Linked DNA regions of Homo sapiens: region 2 is linked to region 1. A link is an interaction called in ENCODE POLR2A ChIA-PET data of the cell type or tissue named here. Cell type or tissue: OCI-LY7. All regions are shown on one strand. Each heading gives the region's core, and the rest is flanking DNA. Links, peaks and the distances in the headings are about the cores only.

Evidence for each region. Peaks named below come from ENCODE experiments on the same cell type or tissue, not always from the same donor. Only the 100,000 strongest peaks of a DNase experiment are listed, where the experiment ranks them.
Region 2: POLR2A ChIA-PET joins it to region 1 with 6 read pairs; 1 of 35 experiments calls an interaction of 5 or more read pairs at or near these places.

The regions. Positions count from the first base shown.
Region 1 is chr9:93,265,061-93,267,977 of GRCh38, forward strand. WNK2 (WNK lysine deficient protein kinase 2) reads left to right here. Exons shown (of 30, transcript NM_006648.4): 17 at 2,686-2,856. LOC124902214 (a long non-coding RNA gene) reads right to left here. Exons shown (of 2, transcript XR_007061668.1): 1 at 2,382-2,917; 2 at 88-520. Among named protein-coding and RNA genes, the nearest start is that of WNK2, 82 kb to the left of the region's middle. In OCI-LY7, for the core only: no CTCF peak of the experiment used is centred there; DNase peaks (open chromatin) are centred at 741, 1,156, 1,731 and 2,661; H3K4me3 peaks cover 2,500 bases; H3K27ac peaks cover 2,500 bases.
Region 2 is chr9:92,297,764-92,300,680 of GRCh38, forward strand. NOL8 (nucleolar protein 8) reads right to left here. Exons shown (of 17, transcript NM_017948.6): 14 at 2,127-2,253; 15 at 1,121-1,191; 16 at 494-573; 17 at 1-123. The coding sequence ends at 73. Among named protein-coding and RNA genes, the nearest start is that of IARS1, 5.5 kb to the left of the region's middle. In OCI-LY7, for the core only: no CTCF peak of the experiment used is centred there; a DNase peak (open chromatin) is centred at 1,538; H3K4me3 peaks cover 1,053 bases; H3K27ac peaks cover 2,412 bases.

The DNA of each region.
Region 1 (2,917 bases), core at 324-2,823:
GCAGAGACACCTTGGACAAAGCCCTCCCAGATCCCAGGTCCAGAGCATAATCCCCCGCAGCATTAGAGAAATTCTTCTGACGCTTGCTACAGTGGTCGGGAAGACTTTATTCAGGACTGTGGCAATAAGCGAGAGAGAATGAGTTTAACTCCAAATGCAGCAGAGACCACAGGGGATTGGTAGCAGAGGAGCAGTGTGGTGATGGGTGGCTGGAAAATAGCTAAGAGGAGACATCAAGGTCAGGGATTCTGGAGAAACCCTCGTAACAGGATCCTTGCTGGGGGTGGGTGAGAGGCTTTGTTCAACCTCAAAGGTGGGAGATGAGGAATATGGTCAGATACAAAGGCTGGGAATTCTTTCTACAACTGGCTTAGGCTGAAGACATGATGGGGCCTAGTCAAGCCTAGTTGGAGGGTCAGAGGCGTGAGCTGCGCTTTGGTCAGGGAGGAGTCTTTGTCAGCAGCAAGCAGCTGGTTCGTCAGCGCAGCACAAACACCAGGTCCTCACTGGGCCACTGAAACTGGAGAACATTTCTTCTCTCATCTTACTGTGTTTTAAACCTGTGTCTTGTATTACTTTATACACATGTGTTTCAAACATGATAAAGCATAATAATAAAGTGAACACCCGTGAAGTTATCACTCAGCCACCAGCTGATGCTGCATGTGCGGCTGACGCTTCCAGTGCTTGCCTGCCCGAGCAGGAAGCCACACATGCGACATCAGCCACATCAGCCTGTGTCGTGTCCACTGGCCCCCTGGTTTTCAGTCTTCTTGTGTGTCTCTGTGTGTGAGTCTTTGTGAGCTGCACACATGTAAGTCCTGCACAGTAAGCAATGGGGCTATCTTTAGCTGTGTGCTTTGTAAAAATAGCATCTTCTCAGCCTTGTTTTTTTCACTCAGCACTCGGATACTCCTCTCATTTTATTGCTTTTTCTGCCATCTTAGTAAACCAAGTCACCTAACATACCTGTGTGAAGTAAGCATGCTACAGATATACAAATTTGGTCCATAAAAACAGCCCAGCAGCCCTCCTCCTCACAGCCCATTCCTATCCCAGGGACAGACTGGCTCCAGAGGTTCGAGTTGAAGGGTGGGTGTGTGGCCTGTGGGACAGGCGCTGTTTAGACAAGCTTCTGCCCGCCCTGTGGACTGTCTTTCTGTGAGTGTGAGGTACCAGCTGTCCCTGAATGTCCCATCAGTGGTTAGAGGTCGGCAGGCCTTGGGTTCATCATTCTGACCATGACGACCTTGCCAGCCCCTTAGTAAAGGTGGAACTGCAGAAGTTTCATTTAATTGGCGTGGATTCTAATGCCAGGTTTTACCTGGACCTTGTATTTTTAGATTTTTATTTTGTTTTCAAGTTAATTTTATTCTCAACATACTTGAAAAGAAACATAATAGGAAAACATTTTCTAGTTGCAAAGGGGTTCTAGTTCAGTTTTGTTTAGTGAAAATTTCACAAAATTGGAACGTTGCTTAAATTCTCGTATGTGGCACTCCAGTCACAGCTGGCTGGATGTTCCAACTTTGGCCACAGTGTACTCCTCTTAGACAACATTGCAGTCACATGTTACACTAAATTAAGTGGTGAATCACGGAACACAGCACAAGCCAGCACTTTGTCTGGAGGTGTATGCAGGTGGTGCTCCTGGGGTTGGGGTCTGGGGTGCCAGGGGAGTGTGGAGCGCAGAGGAGCTCTGCTTTTCAGCCAGCTGTTTATAGTAGGGCAGATGTGCCCATCCTAGAAGGGATCTGAGACCACAGATGCCCCAGGCAGGGCCTAGAGCATCTCGGTGACTGCAGAGGTGTCTGCCTGGGAGGAGGTGCCATGGCAGGAAAGGGGCAGGGTCTGGACCCCACTGGGTGGTGGCACAGGCTGACCTCTTCCATTGGTTATGGTTTTATGAGATGCACAGCATTTTCTCTGCCTGAATGGCCGAGGATTTAGCCAGAGCCGGTGTGAGCCCAGGGCCACATGCCCACTGTGAAAGTTGGAGACTGTGGACATCTCCTGAGCCCCTGGTCTGGAGGCTTCGTGGCATTCAGGCTGTGGTGTGGGACCTCCCCTCAGCCATGACAGGAGCTGCTCGTTGGACATCAGGCCACGCTTGCCTGTGTGCCCGGGCCATAGTTGAAGGTCAAAGCCTGAGGCTGGGAGAGCAGGGGGTGCGCAGACCGACAGGTGACATATGGCCATCCTGCTATAACCTTCCCGTCCCCCTGTTGCTTTCTGTCCCCCACAACCTCCTGCTGGCTGGAACCTTTGCCTTCAAATCCATCCTTCTTGTCTGTCATGACTGCCTGGGCACCTGTGCCCAGATGGACCCCCTCCCCTCTTCCCAGTCCCCGTCCTCGGCCCCCTGCATCCTATGCACTTACCTGTTCTGAAGATGGCTGGACCGGCCTCAGGGTCTGTAACCAGCTCCAGCTGGGGCAGGGCATTGCTGGCCCAGGTCCCATGCTTGGAGGAGGGAGTTGCTTCTCAAGATGAGGCTGCTCTCCTCCCATCCTGGGGCCATCCATGTCACTTGCTGAGCTGTCCAGCCCCTGTCTTGGGGACTGCACCCTTTCACCATTCTTCCCTTGGGGCCTGGTACAGGGTAGACATCCGTCAATCCAGATGAAGACCTAGGGTGGTCTTGGCCTTGCAGCTGGTCCTCACTGGCAGTATGTCCCTTTGCAGGTGGAGCATGACTTTATCCTGCAGGCCGAGCGGGAAACGTTCATCGAGCAGATGAAGGATGTCATGGACAAGGCAGAGGACATGCTCAGCGAGGACACAGACGCCGACCGTGGCTCCGACCCAGGGACCAGCCCGCCACACCTCAGCACCTGCGGCCTGGGCACCGGGGAGGTGAGGTTGTGAAATCCGGGGTGGGAGGTGGTGAGAGTGCAGTGGCTGGGCAGGTGGGCGC
Region 2 (2,917 bases), core at 205-2,704, 970 kb before region 1:
AAAACTGTTTTCTGGGTCAGTTTCCTTAGGTGAGCCTTGTTCACATTCAGTATCAAAACCAGCTGACATTTATTATTTTGGTTTCATTTTCCTTTTTGCGTCTTTATGTTTCTTTCGACAATCCTAGGAAAAAAAAAAGACTTGGTTAGCAATAAACAAATTGTTTTTAAGATGTTCAGTAGATAGAAGTAAAACAGGTTATTCTCACTGTCAGGGCTGTGGAAACCTATTTTGAAAGTGCTCTTTTGAAATGAAGAGGGGATATTGGCATTTTTGGCATTAACTGTTTATAATGGGAACTATAATTCAGTCTTTAAAAATCTGATGCTTTCGTGTTACTTAATAGGCTTGGCTGGATTCTGAGACCAGTCACTCAATTGAGCCAGTCTGCAGTCTCCTCACCTATACCATTCATGAGTTCCCTTCCAGGACTGTAATTCTAGATAGGTAACATGTCTATTTTAGGAAATAATATGGAGAAACAATTACTCACCATACGCAGGTTGGTTGTTCTGGCCTCCCAAGAGTTCCTGCTCATATTACTTCCTACTCCTCTCCAGAATAAGTCAGAACCTATTAGGGGAAAAAGAAGAAAGATGAGGCAGCAAACTACTACTAAAATTGGTAATATTCTAAGTGTTGGCATTATCAAGGTCTCGAATACCAGTTAAGATCATTCTTTTCCCTCAGTTTCTACCTATTTTCAAAAATTAGTATTTTTTCTTTCCAAATGAAAAATATAATATTGCTTTTACTGTTTATATATATCATTTACTATTATGTAACTTTGTTTATGCTAGGCTTTAAGAAATGAGCTCCCCAACAGCCTGAGTTTTCACATGGAATTTATGGCACTAAAACTTAGGGGTTTTATATGTCTAACATCTAAGGAAGCCCTTGGAACAAAACAACCCTTTGTTGATGAGAATGAGCGGGCAAAGAAAGTGGTGAGTGGGGAGCTCTCAGACCTTGACAGCTTTACAAGTTAACATTCATCAGTGTGAACAAATGGGGTTAAACCACATGACATTACCAACGGTCAAAATTCCTGGATGTGAATTACTGTAGCTGTATTATTACCTGTTCTATGTATGTAATTTGATGAAAAAAATGGACTGACCTTGAAGTCGTTCATCATTCTTAGAGAAAAAGAAAAATCTAGTGGTCTCTTTCTCAAGTAATGATGCTTCTCTGAAAAGAAAGGGACAAAGGAGAGAGAAAAATAGGTATTGGTTGGTTTAATTTCAATATTTAAGAAGAAATATTTACATTCAAAACATAAATACACTATTTCTTAAATATATCTTTTTTCATTTCCCCCTAGAATCCAGGTGAGCGAGACTCTTAAATATATCTGCTTTGTATTTTGTGCATTTTGCCCTGAGTTAAAACAACCCTCCCTCTAACATTCTTCTATCTGAAGCTTTGATAATGAAGACTTGTTTAAGTAGAACCTCTATCTTTCCTGTGTTGGTTGCTGATACTCTCACTCCCACCATTGCTACCCCATTTGCCAGTGCCTCCCATGGGTAGGCACCCAGTCAACTGCAACATCCTGTTTCCAGACCAGTGACTTCACTGTCAGGCCACCTTCCCTTTTCTATGCACAAACTATCTTCCCCTTAGTGCTATCCAAATCTCATGGAAAAGGAAACACACTCTCCATTATAAAAAGGCTAGAGAACACTCTAAAGAAACTGAGATGTCCAGGCTCAGTGGCAGGGCGCCTGTAATCCTAGCACTTTGGGAGGCCAAGGTGGGCAGATTACTTGAGGTCAGGAGTTCGAAACCAGCCTGGCCAACATGGTGAAACCTCGCCTCTACTAAAAATACAAAAATTAGCCAGGTGTGGTTGGCACGTGCCTGTAATCCCAGCTACTTGGGAGGCTGGGACAGGAGAATTGCTTGAATCTGGGAGGCGGAGGTTGCAGTGAGCTGAGATCATGCCATTGCACTACAGCCTGGGCGACAGAGCAACACTCCGTCTCAAAAAAAAAAAATAAAATAAAAAAAGAAGCTAAGACAATTTAGTTGTCATGTGAAGAGAAGCTAAAATATTTCTAAAGTATGTCTAATTCAGATTTTACAAATTATGAACTATGCCTGCAAAGAAACAAATTGTTTACCCAGGACTGGAGTTTCTGTGATCTGTTTCTTCAGTAACATCTTCCTCTTCTGAACTGCTGTCTTGTAAACGAGGGTCTTCCTGCCAGACAATCTTTCCAGGTTTCACTGTTTCAACTCTGTAGGTCTCTATATCGTTATGACAACAAAAGATGATGGGATTGTAACTCCACAGCCAAGTATTTCTGAACACATTCATTTGATTACTTTTACCACGTAGACATATCTAAAGTTCCAATATGTTAATCATTAATTTAAAATAGTATCAAAAAAATAGGTAGTATCATCTTTTTAGATTTTTCAAATATTTTCAGAAGCCACTATCATAATTTTGGCATTGCTAGAATGATCTGATAAGGACAGCAGTAATATAAAAAAGGTTTAAAAAATAAAGGTTTATAAATGAGCTATATAATTTTTAAAAATGACACCTAAAATAACCATGGCATCTGTGCTTGCATGAGAAGCCTAAAATATAATAGGATACAGGGAAATCAGGTTTCCCTCTTGTCTATTTATAAATGAGAAAAGGAATATATCTTTACATTTTCAATACCCAAAACTTTTTGCTAGAACTGCTGGAAAAACTACTGCTATAAGATCAGGACAATCACCTCACAAGTCTTCAAAATTTCCCAAGTACTTAAAAAACATCTTTCAAGTTGCTGATGTCTTTAGGACTCGTTTCAAGGTCAATTTCTCACGTTTTGCTCTCAAAGTTAGAAAAACTATCGTTACTATTTACATCATGCCAACTCTACTCAACAGTTTATATAGACAAGAAAATGAAGTC